Regions from separate parts of the Mus musculus genome. Here region 1 is linked to region 2. A link is a contact called in ENCODE Hi-C or POLR2A ChIA-PET data. All regions are on one chromosome and are shown on one strand. The core of a region is the stretch at or near the end of the contact, and the rest is flanking DNA. Distances in the headings are between cores, read along the strand shown. Region 1 holds the start of Xpot (exportin, tRNA (nuclear export receptor for tRNAs)). Region 2 holds the start of Tbk1 (TANK-binding kinase 1).

Region 1 (6,159 bases), core at 1,087-3,586, 40 kb before region 2:
AGCAGCCTTTTTAAGGGAGAGGAGCGCCCACACTCAGTAAGTAACCCCTTACGCATGCTCAAGTAAGTCCAATAAACTCCTGGGGTCCCCACACTGAACTTTGAAGGAGTCTAGGTGAGCTTGTTCTTAGGACCTTGGGAAGAGGGGTAGACTTGAAGATTGCCCTGGGAAGGAGTTTTAGTAACATAAGTGAGTAAGGGTAGCTGCTAAGAGGTAACATCAGTTTTTATTCTACTTCCATTCCCTCCTCACTCTGTCCGATCTGCTGGCAAGTTTTGTTAGCTCTTTGTGGTCTGGGCATTGAAGCTAGGGTGGTGGGTGCGAGGTAAGCACACTATCACTGAGCTATATCCCTAGACCTCGTCATTCACTTTTAAAGAGAGGATATAGCTATTGTGCCCTGGCTGGCCTTGAAGTTGAGATCCTCCTGCCTCAGCTTCTGAAGCAGCTTGGATCACAGGCTTGTAGAACAGGTCTGGCTTATTCTTAGTGGGAGCTAGAGGCAAGGCTTTGACTACATTGAACATGTACACTGAGCATGTACTGAATAAGATATTAGGTGTATTGGCACACACCATTAGTCTCAGTACTTGTGAGGGAGACAGAGGTAGGGGGATCTTGGTAAGTTCAAGGCTAGCCTGGTCTATATAGTGAGTTCTGGAACAGCCAGAGTTTACTGTAGAATACTGTTTCTAAGAAACGAAAGGAAATCTACACGTTGGGTGCACTGCATTGTTTTCATGATAAACTCTTTAAACTCGGGAAGTAAACAATTCAAAGATCCCCCCCAAACTAACCAGATTAACAATACCATCCCCTCCCTCATGCTATACACTCTTGGACAAGCTGAATTGCTGGAACCTGTCCTACCTGCTGTCTTCGGGGAGGCTGCTGTCTTTATATCATTTCTGCTCCTGTAAGAAAGTCACCCCAGTAAAAGCCATTGGTTCACCAAGCTTGACTTTCGTGGTATCCTCACTTTAGTCTGTCATCAGTACCGAATCTGGGTATCTATCTGCAGTGAACAGATGTTTGTCCATGTATCCCCAGAGATAGTGTCACTTATGATAAGTCTAACACGTGTATCAAACTTAATTCATGAAATAGTCAGACCTGGTGACAACCTGGAACTCCAGCACTCTGGAATCTGAAGCAAGAGAACAGTGAAGGCCAGCAAGTTTCAGGCTAACCAGAGCTACATAGTGAGCCTCTCTCTGCCTCTAAATAAAATTAACCAAACCTTACCCTCTGAGGCTGGTACTGTCCCACTCTACATAAAATGAGTAAACTGAGATGGACTTTAACACTCATGATGCCAACAATAATGGAGGTGCAGCCTTAGGATTTAGGTAAGGTTGCTGGAGCTTATACTGCGCCCACACAGTAATAATAGCACGGGATCAAAGAAACAAAGCGAACGGAAGCACGGGACTTGTACGTATGTTTTCCCTCTCTCTTTTCTTTTTTTCTTTTTTTGAGACTGTGTTTCTCTCTGTAGTCCTGGCACTCGCTCTGTAGATGTGGCTACCTCTGCCTCCTCAGTGTTGGGATGAATGGTAATCGCCACCATCACCGGGGACTGCTTTCGGTTTTCTTTTTTTCTTTCTATCTTTTTTTGTAGGCAAATTTAGTAATATTTAAACTGGGCGTGGTGGTTCATGCCAGTAATTCCAGAATTTGTAAAGTTTAGGCCAGCTTGGGAAAAATGAGTGAAAACCAGCCTGGGTTATGGAGTGTGATCTTGCCTCAAAAGCAAAACAAGTAAATAAAAATACAGCGGATTTTTTTTTTTTTTAAAGAGTCCTTAAGCGTCTGGACTCTTGACACGTGGAACCGCTGGAAAGGAATTCAGCAACTGACTCAACACGTGGTTTCAACCACGTCCACTTTTCCGATCTCAGGATCTCCGCACTGCCACCTGACCAGACCCTTCTGGAGGGAGTGGAGAGTTACTAATTCACGCCGACGCTCAAAGCAGAGCGCAACGTGGCCGGTCTTCTAAAAGCTTAGAGGACCTCAGTAACCTGTAGCTAGGAGGGCGGTGTGCACTCTCCCAGCATGCACCACAGGCCCGCCGGCCACGCCCCCTGCGAGCTCCAGGGAGCACGTGCGCGGTCCTCCTCTCGGAAGCGTCCCATGCGCTTTGCACGCTGGGAGTTGTAGTCCCCCGGGCCCAGCCTGCTGGCGGCCGTCTGCACTCTACTTCCATGAGGCTGCTGCTAGCGCGGGTCCGCGCGGTACGACGCGGGGGGCGTGCCTCGCGCTGACTCAGCGGCGGCGTTAGCGGGACCCTGCGCAGTTTTCCTTCCAGGGCCGCCGACTCCGCCCGCCGGCTTGCCAACCTGCCCTCCCCGCTCCGCGCCACGCAAGAGAAGGCGCCCGGGGAACGCCGAGCGCCGAGAGGAGCGCGGCCCGGGCCGGCTCCGGCGCTAGCGCTGCGGCTGTATTGGAGGACTACAGCGACAAGGACGTGGGCCGCTCTCCGTGCTCCCTGCGTACGGCCCGCTCCTTGCGGCTGGCCGACCCTCGGGAGTGCAGGCGAGGAAGAGATATTGGAGTGATGGTGACTGGAGGCGTAGGGCGGCGGGCCGGGGACCCTACGTGGCCGGGCGAGCCGGACTTGGGGTTGGGGACGATCGGTGGCGGCCGCGTCCCTAGTGCGTGGCTGCCGGTTGCCGGGTGTTTCATCACCCGAGTGGCCACGAGGCTTCGCTCTGGGAGGGATCCGGGCGAAGGATAGGGGGCGAGGCCGGCCTAGGAGGCTGCCCCCCAACCCCATTTGTGATAGTTTTAGAGTGCGTCCCACCAGTTTGAGCTGTAGGGACCTCAAAGTTGATCCGCTTCCCACCCCGGGACAAATAGGAGAGAAAGTGTTATTTCTGCGTAGTAATTTGCCAGCAGGGACAGCCTTTTCCCCTTTTTGCTTCTTTACAGTCTTGCAGCCACGGAAAAGCTTGATGTTCCCTGTAACCTGAAAAACGAGTACTTTTTGGAAGCCTTAATTAGTTGTTACTGGGGGAAGTTACGTTGTATTAAAGCGACTTGTCAACTTGATGTTAAAAGGCTGGAAAGATTCAGTCGGTCTCAAACAGGCTTAAGTAGGTGTGGAGGAATTTTCCACATTGTTTGATTATTCTTGACTTAATGGCTGAGGGAAAAATTAAGGCTTCCAATTTTACATGTTTTTTTTTCGCTCCCCCCACCCCCACATCCACCTTTGCAGGTAGTATAAGATGTTTACCATATTGTAACAATGTTTAAGCCTGCAAGGCTCTGCATCGGTAGGTCAGAAAGCTAAGCTTCCTTTGCCGGTCTTTATTAGGCAATCGTTACCTTTTAACCCTGTGTTTTATTCACAGATAGGTGGTTTACCATCTCATTTTATTTTGGTTTGATGTTTTTTTCCGATTGTGTAGAGGGCGAAGGTTTGTGAGGGATTCCTCACTATGGAACAAGTTTGCTGAGGATTTTTTTTGTTGGTGTTGAGCATGTGCTCGGCTGGGCCTCTTATTTATCTTTTTTCCTCTTGTCAAGATTAGCGTGAAATGACAAAACGCTTAAGCAGTTTTTTTCCCAAAGCAATGGATAATTTAAAGGAACTCTAGTGGATTTCTCAATCAGGGGTTTACAGACAGTCTTACACCGACTTTTCTCTCTGAGCATTTTTAGCAGGAATACTACTTTACTTTAAGAATGTTTCAAGTTGTGCATCCTGCGTGCCTGTCTCTGACTTTGTACCCTATTGGAGGCATGCTTTGCACACATGCACACATTGTAGTCTTTAGGACTTTGCCCCTTTTCCTGCAGACAGAATGGAATGCATACTTTTGGGGTGTTTGTTTGTTTGTTTTGGTGTGCAGCTTCAATTTTTGTTTTGTTTTTGAGACAGAATCACTATAGCTCTGGCTAGCCAGAACATCCATATGTAGATAGACCAGGCTGGCTTTGAAGTCCCAGATCCCCCTGCCTCTACCTCCCAAACAGTGGGATTAAAAGGTGTGTGCTACTTTGAGTGACTGAATGGTTGTGTCACTTGGGGTGTGTGTGTGTGGGTCGGTGGGGTTGGTTGGTTGGTTGTTTTTTCAGACTGGGTTTCTCTGGGTAGCCCTGGCTGTTCTGGAACTCTGTTGACTAGGCTAGCCTGGAACTCAAGAGATCAGAGACCCTCCTGCTTCTGCCTTCCCAATGCTGGTATTAAAGATGTGTTTTTGTTTTGTGTTTTATCTGTTCTTACTGATAAGGATTGGAATATAAATCTAGAACTTAAAAAAACTACATATATTTATCTCATATATGTACAGATGTGTGCATGTGTGAATGTGCGCATGTGCAGTGTACATGCGCAGTTCTCTTCTTCCACCATATGGATCTAGGGTTTTCAGGGGTCTTTACCCGTGAATCATCTCACTAGTTCAAACCCAGAGCACTAAAAACCTAAAACCTGTGTTTTCACATTTTAAGAACATAGTAATGCATTCATATTTCACAATGGTTTGGGGTTTTTTGTTTTTGTTTTGTTTTGTTTTTTGTTTTTGAGAAATCAAACTGTCACATGGTAGGTCGTGGAAAGGATTATTTAATCCTGTTCTGTTAGGATCAAATAGTAGAGCGTCGAAGCTGTATTGCTGCACGAGGTGATCTGGAGGTGAAATATTGGAGGCCTTGCAGGGTTTAGCCTCGAAGCTGAGAAGAGCTGTGTGTGTGTGTGTGTGTGTGTGTGTGTGAAGTAGGGTGTGCTTGAGAGCTGCCGTGTGATGTGGCAAGCATTGCTGGCCTTGCTGAGGAGCACGAAGAGTGGTCAGGAATTGTTGAGAAATGTTGGCATCTCAATCCTGTAGGCAGTTGGAATTTAGATTGCCTGGCTGGGGTCTGCAAGGTTGCTATGAGTGATCAGAAGAGGGGGCTTAACTTGGATCCTGATTTTTTTTTTTCAATTCCAAAAAGATCAAGGAAAACAGAAGAGTATAGAGATCTATCTGCGGCCTGGCCCTGGCTTCACCACGCCTGAAAGGCTGCCCGTGACCTCCGTTCACCTCTTGGCCTCTTTAAGTTCTCTGTGGCTCTAATAATTTAAAAACAGATAAATAAAAAAGATGTGTAGCTTTATAATAGGAATATAAGGATATATCTGTATGTGCTTATATGTGTGCTTGTATATATATGTGCAGGTGGAAGGCAGGGAATCCATATTAGATGTCTTCATCTGTTGATTTTCACTATAACTTTTTTTTTTTTTTTACAATTTCATACATGTATATAATGCATGCTGCTTATTCTCCTACCTTGAATATTTGTCAGAACTCTCCGCCTCTCCTTACTTTTTGAGGCAGGGTCTTACTGAACCTGGGACTTAGCAGTTTGGCTGAGTAGCTGGCCAGAAAACTTTGGGGATCTGACTGTTGTTTCCACCTCCTTCCCCACCCCCAGCACTTCATGCTTGTTTCTAGAAGAATTACTTTCTGTATTTGGCCGGGGCACTTTGCGGGGCGATAGCACCTGAAAGCTTTAATGGCATACTTGTTTAGAGTCTGCACAATTATGCTGCTGTGGGCTCCATGGCCCACTTTTGTTCTTGTGAGGTCTAGACTCTTAAGGTGGGTTTTGACCCTTCAGGAGCTGTGTATTTTCAGCCACATCTGATATTCTAGGTGATCATCTTTTGTTTTCTGTGCACAGATGATTGTGGATTCTGCTGTGGGATTAGAAGCCACGTCTGTTGTGATCGGAAAACTCCAGGAATAGCGGCCGAGATGGATGAACAGGCTCTTTTAGGGTTAAATCCAAATGCCGATTCAGACTTTAGACAGAGGGTAAGTCAGTCAATGTAACTATTTTGAAAAGCATGCAACCATAAACACGTGTCAGAGGATTTAGACAGCAAACACATCTGATGATAGAGGTATAATTTGAGTAAACATTAATAAAACCAAACATATTTGAGGCATGTTCTGAATATTGAAACATCGAGTGTTCTGATTGATTTTTGTTAGATTGGCTGAGCCAGGATCCTGAAACCTGACCCGTTAAGGCAGGACTTTGTGCAACATGGGACGTTGCTAATTGTTGCAACGTTGTAACACAGTTACAGAGACAGAGAACTTTGTAGTAGGCAGTATATGTTTTACCCTGTGGTTGCTTACCTTGCACTGCAAGTTGCTT
Region 2 (6,375 bases), core at 3,783-6,282:
GTGAGCCACCCCGTGGTTGCTGGGAATTAACCTCAGGAAGCGTGTCCATTACCCATAATGGCTGAACCATCTCTCCCCTGCTAGCATGTTTCTAGTGATTGGAAACGGTATTTGTGCCCGTTGTTTCCAGAGCTGGCTGGTCACTGCTGACGGCTTCCGTTAATCTTCCTCAGTGTCCCTTCCCATCTCCCAGCCAGGCTGACAGATCAGACGTTCCCTCGAGGGTTCACTGTTCTGCAGGGCCTTCCTGGGAACTCTGTGTACTGAGGCGAGCTCATGCGCCTCTTCTGATATCAGACTACAGTTACCTCTCTTCTAAGACTCCCTTCTACTGTTACCGCTGTTCTCAGACCTGCTTTACCGCCAGCCCTCCTCCGCTGGGGTCGCTGGCGCTGTCTCCGCTTACCCGTGCAGCTTGTGTTCTGTCCGTTTCATTCCGGCGATGGGGCAAATAGCATGGCCAGGGGTGACTTAAGGGAGGGAGAGCTCACCCAGCCTCCAGGTCACGTCAGTCTTGAGGGCAGTCAGGACAGGAACTTGAAGCTAAAACCACAAAGGAGCACGGCTTGCTGAATCAGCACAGGCTAAAGCAAGCGCAGCTGGTTTTCCTACACAGTCCAGAACCACCTACCCAGGGAGTGGTGGTGCCCACAGCCGGCTGCTTCCTCTCCTATCAACTCAGAGTCAGGACATAGTTCCACAGACCAGTCCTCAATAGTCAGGATGTCAGTCCCTTGGTCGTGATTCCTCTGGTGAACCTAGGCTATGTCAACAGTTGAAGCCAACTGAGATGGATGGCTTCCTTTAAGGCTTTCTTTTAAGACAGGATTTCTCTTATGTAGCCCAGGGGAGCTTGAAATCCAGTGTCTCTCCCTTCAGCCTCTTAGCTTTTGGAATCTCAGATGTGAATCACAATGCCCAGGTTCTCTGCATATAGTTTGTCAGGTGAATGCTGGCTCTTGAGGTCTTAGGAACATGCATATGGGCTAAGCGTCCCTGTCAGAGCTCACTGCCTGCTGTCTGCTATTTCTAGTGTGTGTTTAGTTCACATCACTGGGTGTGGCCTGCAGTGCTGGCCAGTGCCTGGCCTGACTGCTAGCCTGCTCTTTGATGGTCTTAAATATTGAACTGTAAATACCCACTAAACACCAAATAAACAGCAGCTCTTTGAAGGCTGAAGGCTTCAGTCTTTATCTTTGACTTTTTTTTTCATTAAATTTAATTTTTTATTGTTAATTTTACCAGTAAATAGAAATCTTCCGGGCTGGTGAGATGGCTCAGTGGTTAAGAGCACCCGACTGCTCTTACGAAGGTCAGGAGTTCAAATCCCAGCAACCACATGGTGGGTCACAACCATCCGTAACGAGATCTGACTCCCTCTTCTGGAGTTGTCTGAGGACAGCTACAGAGAACTTACATATAATAAATAAAAAATAAATCTTTTTTTTAAAAAAAGAGAAATCTTCTAAAAGCTATTTCCTCTGACTGCTATTGCTCATAGCAATATTGGTTGTTACCAAAGAGAGACTAGCGTTCAGAAGCCTTGGGGGGAAAAAAAAACCATCCTGTCTTGACATGTGTGCTGTTTCCATGCTTGTCTTCCAGGTGTTCTTCCAGAGAGCAAAACCCTAAGGACTGGACCTCCCGGCCCCTGTCATGATCAGGAACTCCAGTTCATAATTTATAAAGAAGCAGTTTGTGTGTGTGTGGGTGTGTGTGTGCTCGCGAGCGCCATCCACACTGGTCCTTTAGCATTGTTTCCATCATATTGCAGTGTATGTGGGATTTTCTGTAAAATGGGTGTAATTTTTCCCTTAAAAAGGTGTGTGACAACAAGAGAAGTTGCCTGCATGCCGGTTTAAATTGTTTATGTAAAAATGCTGTTATAAGACATAGATTTATCCTAGTTCCTTAATTTTTTTTCCTTTTATGAAACTTTAAAGTTCTTTATAAAATGCAGCAGTGGAAAACTGACTAACAAATCGAATGTAAAGTTGGGAATGTTTGGTTCTGTGTATGCAGACACATGAGCTGTGGGGTAACAATCAAAACGTAATCTTTCATAGATAGCCATTACATTTCTTTAAATTTTTCAATGCCGATGTGTATTCTATAAGAGAATAGCTTCCTAATTAAGTCGGTTTAGAAGAAGGTGCTGGTGTCACACATTTTTTTATAAAAAATAAATTTTACATAGTGAAATACACCAAGTCTTTTCCGGAGTTATTACAAAGAGCCTCCTTTCCCCACCTTACTCACACTGATTCCCACCTAACAATCAGCAGATGGGAGTGTGGGTTCCTTATGTCACAGGCTGTGCCCCAGCGGTCACTCACAACATAGGTCTGTTGAGTCTTTTTTAAATGCACTAGGAGCCAACTCTGTCCATCTGTGATGGGATTAGAAAGCCCGGTGTTTTTCTGTGATATTAGATGTCCTCCGAGCACAGCCCACTTGGATTTGTTTGTTTGGTTTTGCCTTGAGACTGGGTCTCACTATACAGAGCAGCCTGCCTCCCCACTGCTGGGATTAAGCTGAGAAGCACCAAGTCTGACCACCCGTGTGTTGATGACTTGCAGTCAATTAACTATGTGTGCTGCTTCGTGCAACAGGAGAAAGCCAGAAGAGCAGCCTCGGGAAAGACAGACGGAAGTCCGGCAACCCAGCTGTAGGCGCTTACACTGAAATCTAAGTCTGTATAGTGAACGCCAGCGGCGGCCGACTTCTATCCCAAGCACTGCGCAAAAGCAGAGGAACGGAAAGGGAAAGGGCCAGGTCATCCTCAGCCACATAGTGAGTCCAAGGTCGGCCTGGACTGCACGAGAGTCTGTCTAGGAATGCAGTTAGTAAAAGCCTGGCGTCTACTGCAGAGTATGTATACTTGGTGGTAGAGGGCTTGCTTGAAGACCCAAGTTCCATCCCTAGCACCACAGAGCAGGGAGGGGACACAGATTTAGGAGAGATTTGTCTTTTTCTCCTTTGGCTGTGTGTTGTCCAGGGATATATATTTCCTAAAATCTTTTTAAAGTGAATTTATATGTGCACATATGTGTGTGTAGGGGGAGGATAAGAACTGAATTATTTGAAACAGGTTATTATTTGAAACTGTATTACTCTACTCAGTATTTTGGCCAGGTCCCAGTCCCGGGTTGCAGGTGTTGACTGCCACCAAGGTTTGATACGGGATCCAAATTCAGGCCCCCATCTCGTCCATCGAGCACTTTGTGAACTTGAACCCACGCCCCCCCCCCCCCAATCCCCTAGAATCTTTTTCTGATTTTTAACTCCAGGAGAGATAGCATTTTCCTTACATTATAAAATAAAAGCAGTGAAGTAAATTGACAGCTAAGGATCTCTATTTCATCTCTTGAACGATGAAAATAGTGACGTATATATAGTACTTCTATAAATAACAGTTTTTAAGAAATAGGTAAGTGGGGCAGGTTTGGTGGCTTCTGCCTGTAATCACTGCATTCAGAGGGGGCCAAGGCCTGTTTCAAAAACAACAACCAAGACAAGCAAAACCAGGTGTTGCTTTGCTATGTTCCTGTACACTGTGGGAGAGGTAATAGCATCTGTGGGACACAGCAGAATTGTACAAGTGTACAATTAGTGTGTAGCAGAGCACAGCAGTTACGAGCTTGTATAACGAGGACTCTGGATCCAGATTTAAGTAGATTCAAACACCACTTAACACCAGTAACCGATTTTAGGACCTTGAGCAAGTTAAATAACTTCTTCCTGCCTTGGTTTCCCCGTCAGAAATGGGGAACAGTGGTAGCTACCTCATAACTTGTAAAGAATCCAATGAATTAAAACACAGGTCTCAGTATTAGCTTGTATTACTGTACTATCGAGTCCATACACGGCTCTCTAAAGCCCTACAGAGGGTTCATGTGTTTAGACCTGAGAAATCAGGACATGGAAATCAGAGCATATACATAAGGAACTTAATTTTAATGTAATCATGTCTAATGATCCTCATCTTCATTCCTTGAGATTACCCAAGTACCGTCATGACCAAGAAGCCTTTCCGTCATTGAGTACCTGATTTTTAAAAGCAAGCACCCAAATAATTCTCTCTAGGGAATCTCATTTGTTACAGGTGAGAAGACAGAGGGTTTTATGGTGCCTGAGTTAGTCCTGTGCCTAACCAGTGGAGTTTCCGTCTCTGTGCTTGCTAATAGTTTCACAAGTGGCTTGACTTTTTTAGAAGTATTATGTGGTATTTTACTGTGTATCACTTCTGTGGTAAACATGTGAAGTCCTTTGGCTTAGTCATACTTCATAACTTTTGAACGTTGGGTTTTTTGTTGGAAGAAACTTGGATGAATCTGTCATGTCATTAACAGAACTGAAATATTCTATTGTAAGACGTGCATTTGCGGTTAGAATGGTCTTGTTGCCTAAACTGTCTAAAATTCTAATAAAATAACTTTCTAAGAAGTCATTGGAGTGGGCCTTTTAAAATCTCCATTTTGAGTTTGATGAAAACGGATTAGAAGTGGGCAGAGATTCAGCTTCAGCCCCCTGTTTCAGTCAACGCCTCTGCCAGCCCTTAACCACTCCCGGCTCCCGTCCTCGGAGATCTGCTCGCCCTCGGTCTGGAGGGTGCCTTAGGTAGAAAGAGGAATTTGGTGCATCGTGCTTCCTTGGAAGCAAATCCTTGTAAGGAATGCCTGCTTGAGCAGGACCTGATCATACAGCAGTTTACCTCTTAAGTTGTCAAGTTCAAGTCTCCAGTGTTACCATTTTCAAAAACAGAAACTGAAAGCGACTTAAAGAGTACTGATGGCATGAACGGATACTTGCTTCACGCAGCAGCCAAGCGACGTTGAAACACAAACCCGCCCCATCTACTCTGCGAAAGCGATCGGCGGCCAGCCCGCTGTCCACGGGTGGCCGTGGGCGTCACCTCCTTGCCGCACGCCGGCCGCCCCGCACTCCCTTAGCTCCTCCCGCCCGCACTGGAGACTGCAGCCCAGCGAGCTCGGCCGCCGCGGAGTACGCACGCGCAGGCGCGCCCCGCACTCGGTCACGTGCTCCGTGGCCCGGGCTGGCGAAGCCGGAAGTAGCCTGGGGCGCGAGAAGGCCCGGGAGCCGCGGGCTGTACGCGGCGGACACTCGCGGGGTAAGAGGGGCGGGCGGAGGCCGGTGGGGGCGGACGGGGCCGGAGGGGCCGGGCGGGGGCGCGCCCAGGGGTCGGGGAGGCGGCGTGCTGAGTCAGCGCGGGGCCGCGGCCCCGGGAGCCCCGCAGCCTCGCGCTCGCCCGGGATGGGCCCTGGCGGCCGCCCGGGCACCGGGGCTGCCCTGGCCGGAGTTGACTCGCCGCTCCCACCCTTGGTCCAGCTGCCGCCGCCGGCAGTTTTTAGACGGACTGGCGTTCCCGAGGGTTGACTCACCCGAGGATACCGGCACCAGACGTTTTTAATGTACACAGCGAAATGCAAACCCCCCTGTCTTCTCGTTCCTCCCCGACCTGCTGGATTTATTTCCCGGATCCATTCCCCTGGTGTTTTCTGTCAGGCGTCCCAAGACGGATTCTCCCCCGAGAACTGTCAAAACCCGACCTTTCCCATTCCGGGACCTCTGCTATCTACGGAGTAAATGGGTGACATAGAGGGAGAGTTGGGAAATCCTGGAACTTTTGTCCCTACACCATGTCACCAGACCTGTTTTATCCTCGGTAACTTTCGCTTTAAGCAATCAAAGGAAGTAGACTGCCTACAGAATCACAGATAACTTACTTGTTGAATGCCAGATAATACACTTGTCAGGATTTGGGGAGATTTACATAGCAAGCATCCGTTGGGTGTGCTGAGTCATGTTTTAGTCCCGAGGGGGTTCCTGGAAAAGTTTCAGACCATTACTATTGCGGACCCATCTTTTTATATTGGTATAGAGAGAGAGCTTATCTTATATATCTTAGCTGATAAATATGTTTTCAGCTACCCACTAGAGACATATGCGCACTTGGTGATGAATCTGTCCTTTACAGTTATTTAACAGCAGTGCAGCATCAATTAGGGAAGGTTTCCCGTTACATATTTGGGTTTATCGCCCCTTGAATGGAGCGTACGTAGTTAAGTGGTAAGTGCATTTGTTGTTTTCGAAAAGGGTTCCTTTTTTGCTTACTTCAAATAGACAGATGGCTGTACAATTTCTTATCTAAATTACATAGGTGATAAAATTCTAAGTATAAGTACTGTGTAAGAGATTGTCGAACCTTGGACTCTTGGGCATTTCCCAGGACCCTAACTTGGAAGATCAGAGTTCTAGCTTACTGGAAATGGACTTGCTATCTGACCTCACAACAGTCTTAAAGGAGTCTGATCTGTCTGGTGTTGGTGCCATCTATTCGGTTGCATGGCCTTC

Evidence for each region. Hi-C counts contacts between places; a loop is a spot of excess contacts on that map. ChIA-PET counts read pairs that join two places held with the same protein, here RNA polymerase II (POLR2A).
Region 1: a loop to region 2 is called in a map of heart, with 6 times the contacts of the local background. The contact joins the promoter of Xpot here to the promoter of Tbk1 in region 2. A Hi-C loop is called at or near these places in 11 of 37 maps with a recorded cell type or tissue (adrenal gland, gastrocnemius, heart and 1 more). POLR2A ChIA-PET finds 5 or more read pairs at or near these places in 3 of 5 experiments (Patski and embryonic stem cell).

What each region holds. Positions count from the first base shown.
Region 1 is chr10:121,622,509-121,628,667 of GRCm38, reverse strand. Xpot (exportin, tRNA (nuclear export receptor for tRNAs)) reads left to right here and starts at 2,336. Exons shown (of 25, transcript NM_001081056.2): 1 at 2,336-2,563; 2 at 5,677-5,810. The coding sequence starts at 5,751.
Region 2 is chr10:121,585,451-121,591,825 of GRCm38, reverse strand. It overlaps Tbk1 (TANK-binding kinase 1), which reads left to right and starts at 5,032. Exons shown (of 21, transcript NM_019786.4): 1 at 5,032-5,131. It overlaps Xpot (exportin, tRNA (nuclear export receptor for tRNAs)), which reads left to right. Exons shown (of 25, transcript NM_001081056.2): 25 at 1,606-4,446. The coding sequence ends at 1,632.